2 separate regions of the Homo sapiens genome follow, and region 2 is linked to region 1. The links are chromatin loops, found by intact Hi-C in ENCODE. Cell type or tissue: PC-3. All regions are shown on one strand. Each heading gives the region's core, and the rest is flanking DNA. Links, peaks and the distances in the headings are about the cores only.

Evidence for each region. Peaks named below come from ENCODE experiments on the same cell type or tissue, not always from the same donor. Only the 100,000 strongest peaks of a DNase experiment are listed, where the experiment ranks them.
Region 2: a loop joins it to region 1, with 4 times the contacts of the local background. A loop is called at or near these places in 1 of 110 quality-filtered maps.

The regions. Positions count from the first base shown.
Region 1 is chr3:55,414,742-55,419,133 of GRCh38, reverse strand. No RefSeq gene overlaps it. Among named protein-coding and RNA genes, the nearest start is that of WNT5A, 70 kb to the left of the region's middle. In PC-3, for the core only: no CTCF peak of the experiment used is centred there; a DNase peak (open chromatin) is centred at 2,553; H3K27ac peaks cover 2,221 bases.
Region 2 is chr3:55,489,127-55,493,518 of GRCh38, reverse strand. It overlaps a transcript of WNT5A not described here. Among named protein-coding and RNA genes, the nearest start is that of WNT5A-AS1, 3.7 kb to the right of the region's middle. RefSeq lists enhancers at 1,287-3,004, 3,567-4,078, 4,079-4,392. In PC-3, for the core only: no CTCF peak of the experiment used is centred there; DNase peaks (open chromatin) are centred at 2,038 and 3,498; H3K4me3 peaks cover 1,481 bases; H3K27ac peaks cover 2,906 bases.

The DNA.
Region 1 (4,392 bases), core at 178-4,177:
TGTGCAGCCAATATTTATTTAATTTTACCCAAATATTTGCACTTTCTACCATCTTTATTCTTGACTGCATTTCCATGCTTCCATTGGGCCTAATTTTTCTTCTGCTCCAAGAATTCTCTTTAATATTTCTCAAAGAGCATGTCTGTTGGATATTAATTATCTCAGTTTTTGTTTAAAAATGCTTTTATTTTACATACATTTTTGAAAAATGTTTTCACTGAGTATAGAGTTCTAAGTTGACAATCATTTGCTTTCAGCACGTTGAATATGTCATTTTGTTGTTTCTTGGCTTCCATCATTTTTGTTTAAACCTCAGCTTCCATCATTACTTTTATTCTTTTGAAGATAATATGTTTCTTTTCTTTGGCTGCTTTTGTGATATATTTGTCTTTGTTTTTTAAGTAGCTTGACTATGATGTGCCTCGTTGTGGTTTTCTTTATCCTATTTGAGGTTGTAAAGATTTTTGAATCTTTAGCTTGATGTCTTTGCTTAGTTGTGAAAAAGCATTTCAGTGAATACCTATTCAAGTATTGCATCTCCTCAATTCTTTTTTCTCTTTCAGGATCTCAAACTGCATACATGTTAAGACTTTTCACCAAGTCCCACGTCTCTCTTATGCTCTTTTGTGCATTTTCTACAATATTTTCGTCTTCATGCTCAATCTTCTGCTGACCTATATTCCAGTTTACAGATCTTCTTTTCTGCATTGTCTAATCTGCCATAAACCCAACTGTTGAGTTCTAATTTTTCAGTTATTGCATATTCATTTCTAGAATTTCAATTTCTTGTTTTATAAAAATACCAGTTCTCATGAAATTCTCCATCATGTCATCTACTTTCTTAAACTTATTAATCATGGATATTTTCAAGTTTGCCTCTAGTAATTCCAATATCTGGATCACATATGGGTCTGGGTTTTTTTCTTCTTGGTTTTTGGTTATTTGGTTATGTCCCTTGGCATGCTTGGTAATTTTTGATAAATGCTGAACAAATGTATGACAAATTATAGAGCCCATTTGAAGCTCTGGATTCTGTTATCTTCTTCCAGAGAAAATTAAATTTACTTGGCTACTGTTATGTGTTTTGATACTGGTAGGTCACTTTGTTTCATCTTGGTTTGAGCTTGCTTAAAATAAGGTTTTAATCTTTGTAAGAGTTGAGCTACTTCTGCCTCACCCTCACTTCTAATGTGTAGCCCATTCATGATCTCAGCTGGAAGTTTGAAGTCTATACCAGGCCTCCCCCAACTCACGCCCCTTGGTGGACCTAAAGCCTCAATTTTAGTTATCATCAGACTCTTGACTTTTGAGCTTCTGGATTCTATGAGGTTTTACAAATCAGCAAACGCCTAGAGAAAAAGTGCTGTGAAACACTAGATTTATCTCAGTGTGCTTTACTTCTCTCTTGGCTCTTAGTTGCGTTAGTATTCCCTGAATGTCTTCCATCAGAGGTTTTCTCATTTTTTATTTTTCTATTTTATGTATTTTATCTAGCTTTTAAAGTTGTTCTTGGCAAAGGGGTTAGTCTAAAGCAAACTAGTTGCCATGAATAAAAGCAGGAGTCCATTGTACTTATTTTTGTCATTACCTTCTACTTTAAGACCAGTGATTCCAGCTTTCCTTTTATATTAATGAGGTAGTTTCCTTTCTAAGTAAATATATTCATTATGAGATGTACAAGTTCTAGCAAATACAACAAATAGTGTAATAAATACTCACTTCCTTACACAGAGTATGTACCCATGTTCAAATAAAGAAAAGTTGACTTAAAGGAAAATAGTAAATAGCAATACAGATGGTACTTGGAGATGGTAAAAAAAAAAATGGTGACAGTGGGGTTCAAACAACTTGTTTTACATGTAGAGAAATAGAAGCTCACAAAGTTATTTGTCTTGCCTAAGGTTACACCGAATATGCATGGTAGAGCTGGATTCAAATCTCTTGGTTCCCAATGCATTACTTTACCTGCTCTAACACATAACTCTGCTCCTAACGGCTCTTCTTCCGCCCTGACTGGCTCTTAAATAGATTTAATTTCTGTAGTTTATTTTCCATTTTGGCCTAAATTCTTCCGTATGCATCCTAAGCCTATTTTTGTAATTGTCTTTTCATTATTAGGTTGTAAAAAAAAAATAAAATTTATAGGCCTAACCCATGAGTAAGTGTGTGTGTGTGTGTGTGTGTGTGTGAGTGTGTGTGTGTGTGATGTCAAATTCCCATCAGATTTTCCTAGCAGTTTCTATATAATGTTTGAACCCATGAGATTCTGCATGATTGATCCTTCTAAATGCTTAGCTCCTTTTAAAACTGAACGCAAAAGAATGACTAGTTCTGTGGAATTTATTGTTACTAAATCTCCTCTCCATTTGCTTAATTGTATTATTTGCCTGGGGGATGCTGTTTAAATGTCGAGCCAAGTCAGCTAAATGAAACATGATCCTGGTGCAAGAAAATAATGATGTGTCTCTTTTGTTAAACAGCAGCCTCCCCCCTCATCTCCAGATGCCTAGAACCACACCCTCATTTTTTTTGGAGGCAAGCAAGGGTGGTGCCCAGCTTGGTCTTGGCTGGTAAGGGCATCAGCCAGGAAGCGAGCAGACCAATGCAGCCTGAACTGGAGCTGGGAGCTGGGGGCAGAGCAGATGCTCAGGCCACTGTGACTGACTGACTCAGACAGGAAGCTCAAGCCATCCCTCTAGTCCTGGACTTAGGCCATGTCTCAACCCCTGCTGAACTGAGCAGCTGAAAACTGAGGCTATAGATTAACCATTTAGCTGGGAAAATGACCAAGGTTGAAGGGAACTTCAAGGGAATCATCTGCTTCCTTCTTATCTTGAAAGGTCATGGGGACTTAGTATTTACAATTTCTAGATTAGTGTTTTTTCAGTCATATCATTACATAACCCTCCATAAACTGGTATCTTTTTCATCTCTTTGACCTTCCCTTTTAGGGTCCTCTGAGGTAAAATGAGAGCATGGGATGCAGCAAAGACCACTCTAGGAATATTTACCAAGTGCCCATTGTGTGCCAGGCACTAGTCTAGGCTCTCGGAGGTAGCAATGAACAAAACAACCAGACTCTCCTTTGTGGAGATGGGGAGGGAAGGGGAGGACAAGAATAGATAAATGAGTAAAATGCATGGATGGCAGTGTGAGTGGAAAGTATTATGGGAAAAAATTAAAATAAGGGAAGGAGACAGGGAGGGCTGGGTGGAACAAGGCTGCTGTGTTAAACAGGGTGGTCACCTTCTTTGAGAAGGTGAAGGGATGAGCCTTGTGGCTGGGGCTTTAGGGATCTTTCATAAGTGCCTTTTGAACCAGTAGCCTTGAGCATTATTGAGTATTAGAATTGTGGTGGCATGCAGTTTCCCAGGCCCCACTCCCAGGGATTCTGATTCCTTTGGTGCAGCCCAGCGCCGGGCAATTTGCTTTTCTAGAAGTCTTATGTGGTGGCCCAAGGCCAACTTTCTTTTTTGATACTGCTTTAAACTTTCTGTACTTTGAAAGCCTGAAACAGAATTATTCCAAGGACGAGGCAATTGTCACATTCCTCATGACAGGGAAATACAGAGAAAGAATTTTCCCATAGACTGCCATCTTGTTGGTGAATACAGTCCTCCATGCATGAAGGAGAGAAATGAGCAATTATTGAGTGCCTGCTGTGTGCTGAGTGCATTCTGCATTTGCTGTTTTGTTGGTCCTCCCAACACTGCCTGGGACTGTGTCCTATAAGCATAGTTAGGCCCAGAGAAGCCAGGCGACCCCCGGCTTTGAAGGGGTAGTCTCGATATTCAGTGCTCATTCCACTTCATGTGAGATTTTGACATGGAGAAGTGAGTGTGCAGGTCTGCTTGGTCTCCTCCCCTAGGCCATCTTTACCAATCTGAGCCCAGTCTTTGCCAAGACTGGCTCCACCCAGCAAGCTGGACTTTCAGTGAAGATTTTTCTCAGGAAAAATGTCTGCTGATTCCTGAGTGCCAGGCATTTGAAAGACTGCTGACTTTCTGAATTAAAGGGGACCTCAGAGATCATGTAGCTACCCACAAGCAGGAAAAACATGTTGTGTCTGCCACCATTCCTTCCCCTTCTCTTGGTACCCCTGGGAAGCAGTAATCAATGGTGGCATCCTTTCTTGAAGAACCCAAAGGCAAACTCAGAGCCGTCTTCAATCCGATGCTTGAGTTAACAGCTGCTGATTTATCAAATGTGGCTTCTAAAGAAGAAACCTATTTTCCATCCATTATCTGAACAGTTCCTTCTTTGACACATCAGGAAGCTAGGGCTCAATAGGGTCAGTTTATTAAAGACACACAGCTAGTTAGTAGGAGGGCTAGATCTCATCCCAGATAATTGCCTTTTTTTTTTTTTTTTTTTTTTTTTGGAGCTACTTTT
Region 2 (4,392 bases), core at 379-4,378, 74 kb before region 1:
ACAAATATACTTGTAAATAAAATAATTTTAGATCAGGATAAGACAATCAGACAAAGCAAGGGAGTAGAGAATCATGGGGAAAAGACAGCAGCTTCTTTGAGACTGATGTGTACAATGAGGAGGTGACTTCAAGGGAGTGAGGGTGACTGGTCAGAAGGGACAGCGTTGCAGGCAGAGGGAAGAATAAGTACAAAGGATGCATGTGGATGAAGCTATCCTGAAGTCCAGGTTAACTTGTTTCGATTTTATCTGATAAACTCTGGGGAGCCTCTGAAGGGCTTTAAGCAGAGATGTGACATGACCTGAGCAGCACTGGGGAGAGACAGCCCTCAGGCCCTCATTCATTCCTTTGGGGATAACAAGCTCTTTCCAGAGAGAAGGGAATTCCCAGGGCACTGCCCAATACAAGGTAAGAATTCAAGGTAAATTGCTGAGTATGGATGGTGTCGTTCTTGATGGTGGCGGGGCAAAAGCAGAGACGTCAAAGCCAGCCAGTTAATGAAATAAGAACAAATCTTTGACAGTTCCATTGAGCTGAGCTTGAATCAGGCGTTCCTGATGTGGCTGAATCTGGTTGTGTGCACGTCTGGTGTTCAGTGGAGTGAAATCAGAAGGTGTCAGGATTCGCAACTCCTAAAACAGCTTGGTTTTATCAAAATCAGGACCTCTTTGAACCTTCCTTTTCTCCACAATGCAGATAATAATACGATCTATCTCACAAAGTAGTGAGGATGAAACAAGGCAATGAATGTAAAGAGTTTAGACAGGGCTAGCATCTGGCACATAGAGCTCAGTAAGTGTTGCCAGCAATTATTATGATTGTTTATTACCGATTATTATCTCAACACATACCTGCCCCATCTTTGTTGAATTCTGTCATATAGGCATGGCCGGTGATCCTATAATTGCCACATTCCTCTCCTCTTCCCAGCCCCTACCTCTACTCTCCTCAGGCTCCTCGTTTTTCTCCAGATTCCACCAGGGGACCCAGGAACAGACATTTACAGTGCAGAAATAATCACAGTAGCTGCCATTCATCAAGCTATCTCCATAGGCAGAGCTGGACCAAGGTCTTTTGTACATTATCTCAATTATGAGAACAATCCTAATATATTTGTTTCCTATCTCCACTGTAGAGGTGAGAAAATTGAGGCTCAAAAGGGTAGGTGACCACTACAGGGTCACTCAGTCAGCAAGAGGCAGAGCTGGGATTCAGACTCACATCCATCTGACCCACAGGTTCCCTAAAATGAAACAAAATTAAAGCATCCATTTAGTGCCCCCCCGCCACAAAGCACCATTGACTATGAAATGGTCATAGTCAATATAACATATAACACATAACACATAAGTGTTATATAAGGAAAGGACACCCTATTCAACAAATGGTGCTGGGATAATTGGCATATAACACATAAGTAAGTTAGGAGGGCATAGTGAGTGATCAGTGCAAGGAGAGCTTGAGAGTCTCAAAGAGCCTCCTGGAGTCAACCCAGAATCCAAAAATGTCCTCTAATTTCAAAGGAGCCTTTGCCCCCCACAGGCCAGTGGCAGCACAAAGAGATGGTATTACTTTGACGGTGGCCATGTGGTTGTGAGGAAGCCCCCGACCCCTTTCCGGCCTCTTTGTCTTCTTTAGGGCTCCATCTGTGGCCCTGCTCACACAGCCCTGCTGGTCTTGACTCTGAGGTGAAGGAGTAAACATCTTGGGGCTCTTTATTAGTTTATTTCAGAAGATGGAGCCTGTTTGCCCCTGGGGCCCATCCCTCTTTTATGGCCTCCAGGCTTTCTTGACAAATTCTAGTGACTGGAGAGAAAACCGCTTTCTACAGCAGATCATTAAAACACCACCATAAACCCAGGGCCATAAAATATTATTTGCTGGGCATAAAAGGGGGGTAGATTTTCCCAGAATGACAACCCAGGCCCTGCTTTCCCCTGCTGGGAAAGGCGGCACAGGGATGCAGTCGTTCATAAATTCCTTATCTTGCACTCTGCTTTGTGAATAATCCGGTTGGGAGAGCAGCCAAAAATATTGATTTATTTGTTCCACAGATTCAGAAGCATTTTTAATGAGCAGAGTGTGGTGATGCCTTGCCAGTATATCTTCGGATGACTCAATCTGAGGCACACACCCAAATGCACACACGGTTTGCAAGGGGAAACATGAAGTTCCACAAACTGGAGGTCTGTCGAACATGAACCCTCACAGATGGAGAGGCATTGGTTTCTCTCCTTCCAACTGTCTGCTCATTTCCCAGCCAAACCAATCAACACCATCATGGGACTGGTGCTTACAACTGAGCCTGGCTTTCTAAGGCAGTCCCCACCCCTACCCACTATTGAAGGGTCAAAAGGGATTTCAAGTTGGTTCTCCTTAACACCGTCCTCTGAAATAATTCTTTCATCCATTCGCCCATTCGTGTGGTTGTTACTTCTAAGCACCTACTAAGTGCCAGGCATTGTTCTGAGGACTGGGGTTCCAGCCATGAAAACCGCAGATGAGGTCCTGCTGACATGAAGCTTATTGCTCCTGGGGCATAATCTCAGCACACTAATTATTAATATTATCAGATAAAACAACTCTTTATCTGAAGTCCTTGGGACTAGACGGTTTTGTTGGAAATTTTGGGAAAATAAAATGGGGCATATTGCTATTAATTTGCAAGCAGCCCAGTGAGGTCTGGGGAAATACCCAGTAACCAAATGCATTTGTATTCATTCAGTGAAGAGTATTCCTAGCAAGTGGAATAAATCAAGATTATGTCTTGTCATGTGAGGTCCAGTTTTACCACCACAGGAGTTTGAAAACCTCTGTTTTCAGAGCTGCTTTTTTTCTAGAAGAGCAGGCATTGAGTGCCAGGTAAGGGCCTGACCCATGCTAAGAGCATTCCTAGATATCGTGTTTCATTCTCAGTACTGCCCTGATTTTCAAGCTCATCTCATTTCATTCTCAATGCATTTCTGCAAGGTAGATCATGAAATTTCTGCTTGCTGCTGTTGTTGCTGTTGTTGTGTGTAAGAGGGTTCTGAAGTGCTGGCTGAGAGGCTAGACAAGGTGTGACAGCTGGAAAGTGGCAGGGCAGGGACTGGAACTCCAGATTCCACAGCTGGCACTCTTAACCACTAACCAACACCGACTTCCACTAGAGGAAAGACTGCAGAACAGGAAATAGCACTGTTTGGGCTGTGTCTATACAAGCAAAGGCAATTGGAGAGAAGCAGGTGATTATCCAGATAACTCAGAAAATAGCCATTAAAAAATAAAGGTTTGTGGTTGGGTAGCCAGTATTTCTAGACTGGCTGTATGTGTGGAGGAAATGCCCAGGTTAACGGCCCTTTTCTTCATAGAATAGGATCCTCTACACGAACTGCCTTGGACTCTGGGACACTGGGATGCTAGTTTCTCCATTCTTCGGGAGCGCCCTTTGGCAGCCCCTTTCATAGTCAGCTCATATCCTGCCACTTCTTGGAGCTGCTGCACGTAAGGTGGGTCCCGGAGATCCCTGCCCGCGGGGCGGGGCTGGAGTGTCTGCCTAGGAGGCACATGCTCTCCCGCAGCCAGGGAATCTCAGTCTGCGGCCACTGGGCAGAACGGCAAGGGAGAGGGGGAAGGGCGGAGGGACGCAGCCTGGGGGCGATTTGCCGGGCGGAGACGCTCTTTTTCAGACACCCTCCTCAGGTGGGCAGATCTCAGGTTAGATTCGAAGACTGTAAAATGCCCACAGGTCGGGAAGTGGTCAAGGTTTACAGAGGAGAAGGTTAGAGGAATGGAGACTCAGGAGGTAAAGGGGAGATGTCCCAAGGGGAGCTTTGAGAACCTTGGATTCCCTCTCCTTAAGGCCGCACACGCCCTGGGGGAAAGAAAGCAAGTTGGTGGGAGGCGGGAGGTGCTAAGCAGGAGCATCTGTCTCTGGCACTTGGTGGGAAGTTCACACTGCCATCTTTGCGCGCCAGGAAGGAGGCCAGGGCTGGGGAAGGGTCCAGTCGGCTAGGAAAATTAAGGAATGGGAAGGGGCTGTGGAGGGTGGAACGGCATCGCTGGAGCCTGGGCCTGCGCCCTCTGGGGTGTGGGGGTGGAGGTGGGGGAGGACTGGAGGAACAAAACAAAACAGCCACCACACCAAAACACCTAGGCCACGGATTTTTCGCCTTAAGGTCAAGTGCATGCCAATGGACGGAGAAAATTGAATAGTGTGTGTGTGTGTGTGTGTGTGTGTGTGTGCGCGCGTGTGTGTGTCTTCACCTTTGACAGCTGGAGAATGCAGACGGCGGAAAATAACTATTACGCTCCAGTGTGAGGCACTGTTTGTGGGGTGGGGCCCTCGGCGTGCTGGAGGTAGCGGACACAAATCCACCAACCCTGCCCCTCCGGAGTCCCCAAAACCACGG